2 separate regions of the Homo sapiens genome follow, and region 2 is linked to region 1. A link is a loop called in an ENCODE intact Hi-C map of the cell type or tissue named here. Cell type or tissue: PC-3. All regions are shown on one strand.

Evidence for each region. A loop is a pair of places that touch in the nucleus more often than their neighbours do. Peaks named below come from ENCODE experiments on the same cell type or tissue, not always from the same donor. Only the 100,000 strongest peaks of a DNase experiment are listed, where the experiment ranks them.
Region 2: it touches region 1 in a loop (5-fold over the local background); 2 of 110 quality-filtered maps call a loop at or near these places.

The regions. Positions count from the first base shown.
Region 1 is chr3:157,782,907-157,787,906 of GRCh38, forward strand. No RefSeq gene overlaps it. Among named protein-coding and RNA genes, the nearest start is that of VEPH1, 280 kb to the left of the region's middle. In PC-3, no CTCF peak of the experiment used is centred here; DNase peaks (open chromatin) are centred at 2,355 and 3,505; H3K4me3 peaks cover 1,642 bases; H3K27ac peaks cover 2,723 bases.
Region 2 is chr3:158,165,942-158,170,941 of GRCh38, forward strand. All of the region lies in intron 3 of RSRC1 (arginine and serine rich coiled-coil 1), which reads left to right. Among named protein-coding and RNA genes, the nearest start is that of RSRC1, 58 kb to the left of the region's middle. RefSeq lists an enhancer at 1-233. In PC-3, no CTCF peak of the experiment used is centred here; a DNase peak (open chromatin) is centred at 2,340; H3K27ac peaks cover 1,076 bases.

The sequences.
Region 1 (5,000 bases):
TAATATATAATATATTAAATATATATATTATATATATATTATATATATATATATAATACAACCTCAAAAAGTGATGCCAAAAAGGGCAAGGCTTAACACCACTAAGCCTGCCCCACCCCCTCCACTCTGCACAGGGGCTATTGTGAACCTCTACCTTCCTGGCTTTCAGTTGATGCACTCCCCTTCTTCTCCACAAAGAAATAGAGAAGCCCTCATACCTGGGTGCCTCCATTTCCTTCTATCCATGCCCAAATACTCCCATTCCTACCATCACTATCACTCCACCATCTCCATCATAAGCAGCATCACTAGCATTGCTCCAAAATTCCACCAGAAATAGTGACACTCTCCCTCGCAACACATCCTGCCTATCCCACAGGCTGACACCTGTCTCTTCTTTTCCTACGCACTCAGACACCTACAACAACAAGTGTCTCTCCTTATCCTCAATTTTTTTATTTATTTATTTTTATTATTATTATTTTTTTGAGACGGAGTCTCGCTCTGTCGCCCAGGCTAGAGTGCACAGGCTGGAGTGCAGTGGCGCGATCTCGGCTCACTGCAAGCTCCGCCTCCCAGGTTCACGCCATTCTTCTGCCTCAGCCTCCAGAGTAGCTGGGACTACAGGCGCCCGCCACCACGCCCGGCGTTAATTTTTTGTATTTTTAGTAGAGACGGGGTTTCACCGTGTTAGCCAGGATGGTCTCGATCTGCCGACCTTGTGATCCGCCCGCCTCGGCCTCCCAAAGTGCTGGGATTACAGGCGTGAGCCACCGCGCCCAGCCCCTTATCCTCAATTTTTAAAACGTGCTCATCTCTGGCTCCTTCTCTTCAGCTTTACAACATTTATTCTACAAATGCTTTGCCAAACAAGCAAACAAACTCAAATCCACTGCCTTATGGTGGACTCTGACTCTCTGTTGTTTTGTCTTTACAGTACCTCCTAGTTCATCTCTCTGCCTTTAGCCTTGGCCCCAGTGATCCAGGCTCTACACTGCTAGTGCAAGAATCTCATGAAGACAGCAAATCTGATGATGCCCAGACTCTGAGGAAAATCTTTCAGTGCCATCTGCATGAGTTTACTATTGCTGCTTTAACAAATTACCACAAATTTGGTGGCATAAAACAATTCAAATTTTTTATCTTACACTTCTATAGGTTAAAAGTTTGACATGGATCTTACTGGGCTAGAATCAAAATGTTAGCAGGGCTGCGTTCCTTTTATGGAGTCTCTAGAGAAGAATCCATCTCCTAGCGCCTTGCCCAGCTTCTACATGATGTCTGTATTCTTTGAGTCATAGCCTCTTCCTTCCCTTTAGCAAAAGCAGGTTGAGTTCTCACTCTGCCTCATTCTGACTTCTACATAGAAGGTTTTTTCTTTACTCGTTTTGTTCATAGCTATATCCCCAGCACCTAGTAGAAAGTTTTTACTACATGTTTGTTGAATAAATGAAAAAAAATCAAAAACTTAAAAACAATGTACTAAGTGTACTTAATAAATGCAGTTGTTCCACATTCCCATCAGACCTGCAGTGTGAAGACAAAATTAGTACATCCCTTGGCTGGTTCACACATTTTTCAAGCCTCGGTAAATGAAGAAGAATATAAGCTCTGTGGGCAGATAGGCAGATTCAAATTGGTCAGTTACCCCTTATTAGCATGACTTCCGGCAAGTTATTTATCCCATCAGCTTTGGTTTCACCCTCAGGCCAATAATATTAATTACAGGGTTATTTCAAGAAGTGAATACAATGATCTAGGTGAGTAGTCTAGCAATAAGTTAGTGTTAGAAATTATTACTGAGAAAAAACAGAGAAATACACTTTTTAAGGACACAAAGTAAATGAGCTCTCAACTCCACACAACAATGGCAACCACTTGAAAACAAAGACTGGCATCTTCCTCCCTTCTCATCCTAGGAAGCTCACGTCCCATGACCTAGGGAAGCAAGCTAGGTTAATAGCAAAACTAGCCTTCCTTACCTCACCCAAGTGAGGTCTGCTAACGAAAAGATGTTAAACTCATATTTTAAAAAGTCAAGCTTCCTTTCTAAAACTATGTCTAGTTGTAACTATAAAGAACTTAAGGAACATGTTCTATCACGGACTCTGGATTTCATTGTAAAGCACTGGAGGTAACGGGGTTATGAAAGTTATGTGTATGCATTGTTACACTACTATTACTCTCTGGAATTAGTTTCCTACCATGTAGAAAAATGGGAGTGTGAACATGAACGAATCTCCCCTTCTGTTGATTGCTTCAGCTGAACCTGGAGCTGGGCAGCCTGCTTCGCCGGCTCCATAAGTCCCATTTTGTGGTTTCAGCCTGTCAAGGAGGTCACTCACTGATGACTCAGACACACTGGCCTGAAGGTATTTATGTGATCTCCGGAGTCAGCAGAAAGCCTGCCCTCAGAACAAGGCAAATATATCCCTGCTCTTGATGGCTTCAAGCTCTGCAATGGGGGGCTGACCTGACAGCTGCTTGTCCTGAGGGAGAAATAAAGGAAACTGGTGAAACACATGCTATTTCCATGAATTCCCACTCATGTGCTGTTAGAAAATTCAGCTGAGACCCTGACAATAAAGGTTAGACTTGTAGTGTCACAATAGAAAGGAAGGGAACTTTAACTTGCCTTCAGCATACCAAACAGGCTGCACTTCACAAGATCTGTAACTCACTGAACCATCTAAGATGCACCACAGAAAAACTATCAATGGGCATTTGTCTGAATTCATATTTATGGCATCTGTTTGACATGCGGTTTTCATTTAGATGGCAATCCAGATACTGTTTTGCATAAAGTTCTGGCTTTTTGAGCTGTCCATATCAATTGTCTTTTACCAAATATCGAATTTTCAGATGTTTACAGATGCACCAGAAAAATATTTTCAAATCATTCAAAAGAGTGGCATCCAACAAAAAAATCTGAACTGAATGCTAATGAAAATTCTTGGGTTCCATGTAGAAAAATGCTCTAAAATGGGAAAAATATTCTACCCAAATTTACTGCAAAAGTATAATTTTTCTGTCTTTGAGTTACAGTATTGCCCTCCTCTCCTCATTCCTAATTTAGGCAAAAGGCCCATATCAAATGCATTAAATGAGAGTTTAATCATTTTTATAACTAAGTGTAGCTTTTTTAAGAAAAGCTGTAAAAAAATCCCAGTGCAATGACACAAGCATCTCTGAGTCAACTGTTATTTCAGGGATTTATGATAATTTCTCATCTTGAGGAGAAATGAAGCTAATTGAAACAAACTCTATACTTTATATTAATGCCATTTGAATACAGTGTGCATTGCCAGTTACAAAGTGACATGGAAAATGAGGCCGCTCTCAACAACACCATCGTTTCTCAGTTTTATGTATTTTTAAATTTCCTCTATGGAAAATCTGTTCTTCATAAAAGAACTGCTAGAGAAAAATGTGGAAAAAGTTGATTCATTCCATATTTACATTCTTTCTGGTACCTGGAAATGAACCAAATGCAAAAGTATGCCAAAAAGTAGTTGAGTCATTTAGAAAACTCATCTTCCCCCAGGCAAAAGGACAAACTGCCTTGAGAAAGCCCTGCTTTGATAATATAAAACACCTTTCAGCCTAATGAGATCTGTCCTTATAACCTTTTACCCAGGCCTCAAGGAGGCCAGCCTCAAGGAGGCCAGCCTCAAGAAATGGTTAATTTTCTTTATCACACAATCTACCCTGCAAACTCCCTACCAACCTAAGAGAGTCAGTACTACCCAAATTCAAAAATTCCTCCTCTGATATTTGAATAGATGGGGGCACTTAACACAAATACATCCAGCAGCAAAGAAGCACCAAATTACGTACACCACAAAGTTGCCTTCAGTCCTCCCGGCCTGATCTGCTAATGCTATTTGCCATTTCACTTTGAAGAGCTGGGCAAAATAAAAGCAAGGTGTTGCTCTCACGAGGAGAGGGCAGCTGATTCATCCCTCACAGGGCTGCCAGATGCATTTCCCATTCAGCTTGTCATTAACAGCTTCATTTCATTTCATCTGTGATAAAAAACAATTTAGAAGCATGGAAATGACATTACAGTCAGGTTGTCCTGAAACATCACGGCAGTGAGAAAGCTATTACACAATTGAATCTTTCTTTATGAAAATCCATGGTTTTGCCTGAGTTCACAGAGCCATGGAAATCATGGCTTTTGACTTGTACAGGTGACAAAATTTCTCCCAGAACAAAGCAGCCCTTCATAACTCTCACATAGAGGCAAAGTGACCCCTCACCTAAACAAAGGGGGAGAAATCTGGGCCTCCAGAAGGTGGACAAGCCGTGAAAATTTGACTGCCTTTTAGGAATGCCATTCAAGAGGCCTCTCCCCTGCCTACCATTATAGGACCTCAGAAGTTGGTCTGGTGTGTTGGTGTTGGGTGAGAGTCAGGGATGGTCACCTCATTTACCACTACTTGGTAGCAAACTCCTGCTTCTTGCTCTCACCAAGCCAGTTTCCTCTTTCATGCTTTTCTTCATTCAGTTCTCTCTTCTATGTCCACCCCAGCAGCAGTATAGAGCAGAAAGACAACTGGATCTAAATTCATAAAGCCTAGGTTTCTGAATCCAACTTAAGTTACTGTGTAATCTATTAGACTAGATGGTCCTTGAAGCTTCCTCCAATTCCAAAGAATCCACAACTCCATTAATTTATTCAGTGATATATTCACTTGCATCTGCATCCTATATGTGCCAGACACACAGTACTAACTTCTTTAATGTCTACTTCAGATTTTAGCTCCCTCACCTGAGAAATCTTAGTAAAATCTCTCATCCAAAGTCTAGATTGATATACACCACCACCCATTAGATTTTTTTTCATCACACTGCTATCCCACAGAATCCTCCAACTCAATGTACCAAAATTGAGCTTACCAACCCAAACCTGCTCCTCCTGTTTTCCCCTTCTTAGGGGAGAGAAAGATCTCATTCTCCAAGCCAGAAACCCAGGGATCATCCTTGACTCTTCTCTT
Region 2 (5,000 bases), 380 kb after region 1:
AACATTTTAGGGCTTTTAAGGACATCTCTAAGGAATTAGTCATTAAGCATTAAGAGAGGAAGTAAGAAGTAGTCAAATCCAATTCTGACATTTACCAGAGTTTTGTAGTTAGAAGCATCTATATCTAAGATGTTGAAAGCTATACATATTTTTTGCACCTATCCCCACAAGGACACATGATAACAGGCAAATTGTGTGACGGGGATAAGCTGGGTAATGTCTACATTTACTTTTAAAAGTTTCTTAAATAAGTATATTAGTAATGTAGTGCTTTTATCGAAATAATTTAGAAATCTTTGAATGTCAATTTTAAATAGTGTGTCATTCTTTATAATATAATTGATATAAAGTTTTTTAATCATATGATATCAGATTTAATGTGACATCCCATTAGCTAAGCATCTGTAAAGGTTTTCAATGAGCTTGTTGTCTTGTTACACGTAATCATAACCATGTGTGGGAGGTTGTCAAGATATATATGCCATTAGAAAGGTTTAAGAAAACAGAGGTGAAGCAAATTGTAGGCTAATAAAATAACGGTCAATTATGCCCTTTTGTTATGAAAAATGTGGTTCTAATCATTTCCTTAATGTTAATGCTTAAGGTTAAAATTATTTATGCAGAATATTTTAAGGTATTGCCAACTTTATTGAAACTAGATGTGTGTATTTAGTTCCCTTAACAAGTTCATTATTCAAGAATTTGGAGGCTTAAATGTGAATCAGGCAATGCATATTTCTTAGGAACTGACTTAATTACTGTGGACTTTAGTCTATTGTTTCAGTATTTAGAAACAAATGGATTGAACTGTTTAATCTCTCAAATCAATCAACTTGTTCTCTGCTAGAATTATGAACTTCCTTTTGCTTTTTGTTAATACCTTTTGAATATTTTGAACACATATTTTAAGAGAAAGAGGAAACGTGAAACTAATACATAGATTGCTTGTTTACAATAAGTACCCGAACTTCTACAAACTTAGATTGTATCTTAATAGAATTTTTTTTGTCTTTGGCTATTGGGAAATGCTCATCTTGTTTTTATAGCTTAGAATAAAAGAAAAATAACAACTTAGTGGTTAGGATAGAATTCCCTTTTTTTTGTAGTCAGAATTATACATTCTGTACATCTATCAAGTTGTCACAATTGTTTTATCCTTTGAGGCTGTAAATTGGATTTTAAATTTTAGATTTTGGATTAGGGTCTGTTTTATTTTTGTGGTGGTATATTTTCTTCTCTCTCTCTTTTTTTCTTTTCTTTTTTGAAGTGGGGTCTCACTCTGTCACCCAAGGTGCAGTGCAGTAGTACGATCTCGGCTCACTGCAACCTCTGCCTCTCAGGCTCTAGGGATTCTCCCACCTCAGCTTCCTGAGTAGCTGGGACCACAGGCACATGCACACCACCACACAGAGCTAATTTTTGTGTATTTTGTAGAAACAGAGTTTCACCATGTTGCCTAGGCTGGTCTCAAACTCCTGGGCTCAAGTGATCCACCCGCCTTGGCCTTCCAAAGGGCTGGGATTACAGGCGTGAACCACTGTGCCCAGGTATGTTTTCTAAATCTAGCTTTAGGTGGTTATTTTAGGGAATTGCAGTTGTGAGGCACTTATTGCTAAACTTAAATGGGCAAAATGTTAATATTTCACTCAAGTAAATCCTTTTTATGTTTCATAAGTTTGTGCAGAAAGTATGAAAATGTTGTTAGAAAATGGGACAGTGTTCTAGAAAAATGGGGCAGTATTTTAATGTTATTTTGTTGGCTTTCATCTGTATATTTAACTACACTGGTAAATAATTAGATATATTAATATGTGCTAGTTATAACTAGAAGGAAAATGTTACTCTAGGATTCCTGTGTACTTCAGTTTCTTCAAGCATATGGACATAACCAAGACAGCCATGCACATTGGGGCTTGGCTTCACTTGCTGTTTTTTGGATCTGTGGTACAACTACGTCAGGAACCTCTGGTTAGCCTCTTTGAAGGTAAGAAACTAGGGAGCAAAGGCGAGACATTCTAGCCAAGTTCCCTAAAAGCTGTCAGTCTACCTACCATCAGACTTGTGAGTGAGGGAGGGTATCGTAGACCTGGGTTTAGCAAAGTCAGATTAACTGTTTTATGCCTGTTTTTGTAAATAAAATTTTATTGAAACACAGCTACACTAATTTGTTTATTGTCTGTGGCTTCCCTCTACAATAGCAGCGTTGGATAGTTGCTACAGAGACCTCATCCCCCGCTCTCCACTGCAAGCCTAACATTTTTATTATCTAGCCCTTTAAGGAAGAATTTGTGGACTATTATTGCCCTTGATCATTTAGCTTCTACCACCATCAAATGACTCAGCTGATCCAGCTAACCACAAGAATTAGTCATACCCACTGAGCCTGGATGAACCTCCAGTTGATCTAGAGAATTGTGTGAAATAATAAATGTTTGTTGTTTTAAGCTTTAAAGTTTTGAGACAGTTTATTATGCAATAAAAAATTAACTGATGTCACATTGAAGCATACGTACCAATAGGAGAACAAGAGTGGTTTTTCCATGTGATTTGTTTAGTCACTCTCATTTTGACATATTAAAACATCTCAGTGATTTTCATTCTTTTTATTTATAGATTTTTTAAAAAACACTTTGGTAAAGTTTTTGTTATAAATTCTATTTTATTAAGATGGTGGACATAGTTGAGAAGGGTTTATTTTGTTACTATTCGTTAAGATTATAATTGTTGCAATTTTGGTTATAATTTTTGGTACAAGTGCCTCAGGGATTATCTAGATAATAATGATACTTGGTTTCTTGGCTGTAGAACTAGTAACTAGTTTATTAGTTAATGTTGGAGGATATAACAAATAGTTAACATTGCTTAAAACCATTTTGGGGTACTGTATTGGATTTCTTGTATAGCTAAGGTTGCTTTTGGTTTGAGAAATTAAAATGAAATTTTAAGCTCCCCAAACAACTGAACAGACCCCCTTTTGGCCAAGGGGACCCCAGAGAAGCTTTGAAAAGTGAGTCGCCAGCCTTCACAAGATCGGATGGGAGGTTGAACCCACCTCGTTGTTCCCGCTCCCTATAATAACAGCCATTAGACTTCCTTCCCTAAGAGTTAAATAGAAACCAGCCCTTTGGAAAGACTCCCTTCACCCCTAATATCAGCGTGATGCTGCCTTTCCCTTTTGTGGTTTTCACAAAACAACCAACTAGTATTTCTTTCAGTAAGAGACCACCAACCACAAAGTATGTACAGTGAGAGTTTTTGTGTCCTCTGCTTCACCTTTTGACATCAGAGGGATGAAAACTCAAAGGATTATGCTAACCCTTCCGTTTTTGAGCATGAGTCCCAGGGATGGGCATGAAACTGAATTGTGCATATGCATGTTTCTCCTTTCACAAATATTAATGACTCCTGCTATAGTTTACTGATTATGTGTATTTGGCCACCTCATTCAGCATAAATCCCTATCTTATTCTTCCCACCCTGGAAGTGTTTGCTTCTGGCTTCTGGCCAGAAGCTATATCTCCTAGCCTGTTGGAATGCTGCAAACCCTTTATGAGAAATAAAGCTCTTTCTACTTTCCAAATTTATGAACCTCATTCTTCAGTTGACAGATTATATTCTCTTTAAACTTCTCCTAGAGTACAATTATTGCTGCCTTATTTTTTGTTTTGATTGCCTGTTTTTCTCTGTGAGAAGATTCAGAATTGCATTCTGAAAGAAATCTTGGCCCTAACCCCATCTGCTTCTCTTGGCTCACCTAATGAATGGGATAGGTTACTCATTCTGTTCAGACTGTGGTCTTTTTTATTAAGATCCTCAGTTTCTATAAGAGGGTACTTCTAACCCTCTCTGGGTTGACTGTTACGATATATGTCTCTGTACTACAGTGGCTACATAAAATAGTTGCTCACCAGGTACTTGTCAGAGAATATAATCTTACTATTATGTAGAACCTTTCAAAACTTTGCCAAGAAGAATATTTATGCTGTAATGCTTAAGGATATATAGTATACGTATTTCTTTTTTAGTTTAAAATCAACCCCTTATTTAAGCCCAAGTCTTATATCTGGGCTTACTATATTGATCTTCTTTAGAATTGATTTTATGGAATTGTCTCTTGGCATTTAGGGAAATTATTGGAAATTACCCTGTGAAATTTATTGGAGAGTTTAATAATAAAATAAAATCTCAAGATTAGGCTTAGTTGTACCTAATTTGTTCACCTGGCTTATTTTTATTCTATGAACATTATGACCTTGCTTCTTTTGAGGCAGCTGTTGCAAAACTTGAAGCCAGATTTTTTGTTTAATTCTAGCAAATATAAGGGCCTTATGTCTTCTTTTATATGTTAACCTCTTTCTGGTCTGCCTTTTTTTTTTTTCTGTTTGCTTTTGCTCTTCCTTGTTCTCCCTTTTACCATTTTTATTGTATAGTATATATGTTTCTGGAATAATGTGAGGGTTTAAACAAGAAAGCATACCTGTGAAGTCCTTTAGACTTTTGGTGCTTGAAAAGATCGAATAAATCCACTCAGCCCATTTTCCCCACTAATTACAACTAAAAATGCTGGACCGAATACTAGCAGCAACTACTTTACAGTTTGGAAACAATAGCAAGTAGACTGGGGAGGATACTCAAAACTTAAAGAAGTGTCTCATATGCACTGAGTTGCTCATTTTTATTTCCTCTTTGCTGTCCTGGATTTGACTCAGAGTAGTCCCAGTTGTAGAATTGCACAGTGGGCAAGGGAAGCAAAGACCCTCAGAGAAAACCCTCATATTTCTAACTAGACTATGGGGAAAGGAGATCCTGTAAGCCAGAGTGTTTAGGGGCAATTATTGTTTTTTTAAATTTTTTCTTCATTTTTCCCATCTTTTCTCCCCAGCCCTCCTTTGAAGGCAGCCCCAAATATGGAATGTAGAGCTCTTATTCATTTTTCCTCTCTCTTTTCTTTCTCTGCTTTGCCCCAAGAACCACCCCAGTCATGTGGAACTGCATGATGG